Regions from separate parts of the Homo sapiens genome. Here region 2 is linked to region 1. The links are chromatin loops, found by intact Hi-C in ENCODE. Cell type or tissue: heart left ventricle. All regions are shown on one strand.

The links. Peaks named below come from ENCODE experiments on the same cell type or tissue, not always from the same donor. Only the 100,000 strongest peaks of a DNase experiment are listed, where the experiment ranks them.
Region 2: a loop joins it to region 1, with 3 times the contacts of the local background. A loop is called at or near these places in 2 of 110 quality-filtered maps.

Annotation. Positions count from the first base shown.
Region 1 is chr18:7,013,483-7,015,982 of GRCh38, forward strand. It overlaps LAMA1 (laminin subunit alpha 1), which reads right to left. Exons shown (of 63, transcript NM_005559.4): 22 at 2,240-2,376; 23 at 333-569. Among named protein-coding and RNA genes, the nearest start is that of LINC00668, 85 kb to the left of the region's middle. In heart left ventricle, no CTCF peak of the experiment used is centred here; no DNase peak of the experiment used is centred here.
Region 2 is chr18:6,953,507-6,956,006 of GRCh38, forward strand. LAMA1 (laminin subunit alpha 1) reads right to left here. Exons shown (of 63, transcript NM_005559.4): 57 at 1,847-1,959. LOC101927188 (a long non-coding RNA gene) reads left to right here and starts at 1,171. Exons shown (of 2, transcript NR_126040.1): 1 at 1,171-1,411; 2 at 1,860-2,500. In heart left ventricle, no CTCF peak of the experiment used is centred here; no DNase peak of the experiment used is centred here; H3K27me3 peaks cover 227 bases.

The DNA of each region.
Region 1 (2,500 bases):
GATCACATCACAAATCCCGAAGCCCTGAGAAACCCACCTCACCTGCATACTCAAGATACGCAGCCACTCAGCCTCTGGGATATATGATTAAAACTTCAGGGCAGTTTTCAAATCAGTTCCATCAACTGACACTAGTAACAGTAAAAATTCAATTTCAAAAATCATCCGTCACTCTAGAGGAGCATAAGAGACTTTGAACTCAGATGCGGAAGGGAGTGTGAACTCACTAGGAAAAGCATCCAAAACCTGGCTGCTTAGGTAAGTAGTCAAAGCCCAGGAGTCATGATGAGGAGCCAGAGACAGGATGAAAGAGGAGGATGGATGGTAAATACCTTGCAAGGGCAGGCCCCGGTTTCCTCCACACAGCCGCAGAGACCCTGCTCCAGGTTGCAGGCGTCCCCCGACGTCCCCCTCAGGTCACAGTCACAGGGAACACAGTCGGGAAAGTCTCTGTAACCCAAGGAACACTGATCGCAGGCCCGGCCACCAAATTTTGACTTGCACTGGCAATGGCCGGTGACCACATCGCACCGATGATGAGTCGACCCCACGAGACTGCAATTGCAGGCCTGAGAGAAGGGAAAACCAACTCAATTAAAAAGGCAGATTTGATGCTTCCAAATGCACACATATTTGAATTACAGGAAAACACTACATGTGGGGAAGTTCTACAAATGAACCATCTCTCTCTTGCTATTGCTGCATGGATTCACGTTGCCATGTGCCAACAGGAGACAGGCATTGTGTTGCCGGAAATCTGTGCATCTTAGTGGCACATGCGCACGGGGCCAGAATTGTGAACTGAAATTAAATCTACTAGGTCAAAACAAGTCTAACGAAATTACTGTAGAAATCAGGCCAGGCACAGTGGTTCACGCCTGCAATTATGGCACTTTGGGATACAGAGGTGGGAAGATCACTTGAGCCCAGGAGTTTGAGACCAGCCTGGACAACATAGTGAGACCCCCGTCTCTACAAATAATCAAAAAATTAGCTGGGCGTGATAGCACATGCCTGTAGTCCCAGCCACTTGGGGGCCTGAAGCGGGAGGATTGCTTGAGCCCAAGAGGTCAAGGATACAGTGAGCTTTGAGGATACAGTGAGCTTTGATGGTGTCACTGCACTCCAGCCTGGGTGACAGAGTAAGATCCTGTCTCAATTAAAAAAAAAAAAAAAGTAATTTCCTCTTGTTTCCAAAACACAAACTATACCCAAATTTAACTGAAGAAGGCTACATAGAAAACTGGAGGCCTCATGGTTTGGACATAAACCCCCAATAAAGTGATTTATTACTTTCTCTTGGAAGATAGTATACATTGCACAATATTTATTAAAGGACACTCAAATATTTTTTGGATTTTCTTTTCTTTTCTTTTTTTTCTGAGACAGAGTCTTGCTCTGTTGCCCAGGCTGGAATGCAGTGGCCCGATATCGGCTCACTGCAAGCTCCGCCTCCCGGGTTCACGTCGTTCTCCTGCCTCAGCCTCCTGAGTAGCTGGGACTACAGGCGCCCATCACCACGCCCAGCTAATTTTTTTTGTATTTTTAGTAGAGACGGGGTTTCACCGTGTTAGCCAGGATGGTCTCAATCTCCTGACCTTGTGATCTGCCCACCTCGGTCTCCCAAAGTGCTGGGATGACAGGCGTGAGCCACCGCACCCAGCCATTTTTTGGATTTTCTAACCATCAATGCAACAACTAGGTTCTTGAAGAAAACCTAGAATAAGGTGTCTTAAGGGTGTCCTGTCTTCCACTTTGATTCCTATCATCTGCATTAAGGTGTATTGTTTTTGTTTTTGATTTTTAAGATAGAGTCTTTCTCTGTTGTTCAGGCTGAAGTGCAGTGTTGCCATCACAGCTCACTACAGCCTTGAATCCCTAGGCTCAAGTGATCCTCCTGCCTCAGTCTCCCAAGTAGCTGAGACCACAGGCGTGTGCCACCACACCAGGCTAAATTTTTTTTTAATCGTTATTTTTTGCAAAGACAGGGTCTTGCTTTGTTGCCCAGGCTGGTCTTGAATTCCTGGCTTCAAACGATCCTCCTGCCTCAGTCTCCCAAAGTGCAGTGATTACAGGTGTGAGCCACTGTGCCTGGCCCACATTGAGTTTTTTTTTTTTTTTTAAATTCACAAAGCTATTCAACAGATTAAAGTCCAGAAAATATATAGAAGAACAGGCCTGAAACTTGCTACAGCAAAGCAACTCTCAGTTAAGCAAGAGCGTGGATGACAGTGCTCACCTGGCACCCCACCTCCGCATCGTAGCCCCAGTGCCCATCCTCACATTCTTCACACTTCACACCCTGTGTGTGAGGGGGGCAGACACACTCTCCAGTTTCTGGGTCGCAGGTATTCTGAGTGTGTGGGCAGTCACAGGCTGAAATAAAGATGAATGCTGGGTTACAGATCTGGGTGATGTCATTAAAGGGCTAAGAGCTGATGCTGTTATTTCCCTTTTATTAAGAGTCCAAGCCACTCTTCTCACTCCTAAAAGACGCCTC
Region 2 (2,500 bases), 60 kb before region 1:
CACTGGGGGTCCTGAACGTATCCCCCGAGGAGAAGGGGAAACTACTCTACAGGCACAGACTCTGGAGCCAGAAGGCCTGGGTTCGAATCCCGGCTCTACCATTTACCAGCTGTGTGACTTTGAGCAGATGCCTCAGGCTCCCTATACCTCAATCTCCTTATCTGTTAAATGGAGATAATAACAATTCCTTCCTCATAGGAGAATTATGAGGAGTAAATTAGGGCATCTGTGTAAAAATCTTTGTGTCAACCTCCAGCACAATAGTTTGCTGCTCTTGCTGTCACTGCTGACGATGGGGTGACAGCGGCATCTGTGTGCTGGTCTGTGAGGAGTGGCTGCTGTGCATGTCCTAGGAGGAGAGGGCGGATGGGATCCAGAGGACAAGCTGGGGCTGGCTGGGTGGGCTTTGCTAGGAACAAGTACCCTTCATCTGTGGTAGCAGAAGAGATAGAGGGTCAGGAACAAAAGCAGGGGCTGGTCTTTTTGGTGGTGGACGGATGAAGGAGCTCTTTCTTCTCAACGAGGCAAGTCATCAGCTGGGGTGGGAAGAGGGACTGCGGTGCACAGGGCTCTGAGCTAAGAGCAGCTATGAGGAAGTAGTCATGGAGAATAAAAACCATGAACATATTAGAGCAATGCACTGGCTCCCCATGTCGTTTGGAGGCTCCATCTGAGATTGACGGCTATGATATCCAGCTCAAACCAGCTAGGAAGGAGACATCCATCTCCTTGGCCTTGGTCTCCCGTGTGGGTTCTGGCACAGAGAAGGCGGAATGTTGGCTTTTACCTGGGCTCGCAGGAGTGGGAGAGAGAAAGGGTTAGGGGATTTTGCAGAGGACACCTGTAACACTGGCCTGGAACCTATCTGGGGGATGAATTGTGATTTGGGGCTAGAGAAGAGGGGAGATAGTGGTGGGAGGGCATTAGGGCTAGCGGCTTAGAGGTCTCCATGCAGCTGAGAAACTGCAGGAGTGGGGAGGCACAGAGTGGAGACAAGAAGAAAGGGGTGTGCTAATAGGAGGCTTTTAAAGTCGAGACTGTGAGAGGGATGGATACCTGTGAAGAAGTCAAGGGTATGGCCACGGAAGAGGCTGGCTGAGGAGGGAGCAGGGAAAGACCTTCCACAGATCACAGTTTGAGCACAGAAAGGTCAGGTGTTAGGCAGCTGTTGAATTCACAGAGAGTGATGGCAGGAGCTGCAGAAGACAGACAGGAGCCCAGGTCTAAGGGGGTATGACAGGGTGGCACAGCCAATGACAACAAGACGGGCAGGGCATGGCAGAGACTGCAGGCAAGCCTGGCAGGTGAGCTGGAGGACCTCAGGAGGAGAGAGGAGCAACATGGAGTCCGGGAGCCCCAAGCTCCAGGCCTTGAGATCTTCCCTTGGCAGAAGGGTCCCAGGGACAGGCAGGTATGAGGGCCAGAAGGTGCAGAGAGGGGTGGGTGTGGCACTCGGGATTTTGGCCACCACAGTGTAAGAGTTTGGGTAGACAAAGACATCAGACTAGGGAATGCTTAAAGTGGAATGGGGTTGAAAGTCCAGACAATAATAGATCCAGGAGACTTAATTTAGATGCCCACACGCTTCCTTACATGCACACAGAAAGGGGAAGCCAGCCACTCTCCAGAAGGGAAAAGGCAGAAACCACAGACTCCCCAGTGAACCACCATGAAAGCGTTGTGATTTGCACCAACACTGAATTCCTTCTCTTTGCCATTTGGTTGCAAATCAAGCACTTCATCATAAAATAAAAGCAGGTTCTTTTGGAAAAGACTCTGTGGCTGCAGAACACCCCCATACATCTAGCAATGAGACGCCGCATAAGGATGTTAGAATGATACCTACTTCTTTCTGACAGCCGACTGATTAAAAGGCAAGATGAAATGGCTGTTTTGTGTGAGACCAAACTGGTGAGCGCCGGGAACGTACTCCAGAGCTGCATCCACCACACACTGTTCCTGTAAGAGACACACAGGGACACTCAGCCGCCACCCGCAGCCCGAACCCCACTGACACACGCGTGTTCCGCCATGAAGGGCCATCTACGAAGCAATCCCATTAGAACAGCAACAACCACCAGTGCCTGTTGGCGCTCACTCCATCTTCGGTTTAAATGATGCACTCGCCAGCGCTTTATCTCCCTGAAGAAAGCACTTAGAGCTTCTGTCTGTCACCTTAATCCCACTCGGCTTCACTGAAATTCATAAGGACACTGAAGTCTCTCCTACAAATTTTCATCAGGCTTAAGGGGCAAAGGCCTTGCTGTCCCCCTAGGCCCCCGCCGTGACCCGAGGTTTTGGGAATGGCCCTAAGGATGCAGCTGCCGAGACGAGCTGCGGACCAGGCACTGGAAAACTGGAGGTGCCCACAGGTGACATGTTTTGCAGGGCCTCAGAGTGTGAACCTAGGTCCACACTGACAGGGCAGGATGCAGACAAGAGGAGCCAGGCGGGAAGGGCCCCTGAACCCCACGCAACCATCTGCGGGCTGTCCTAAGAG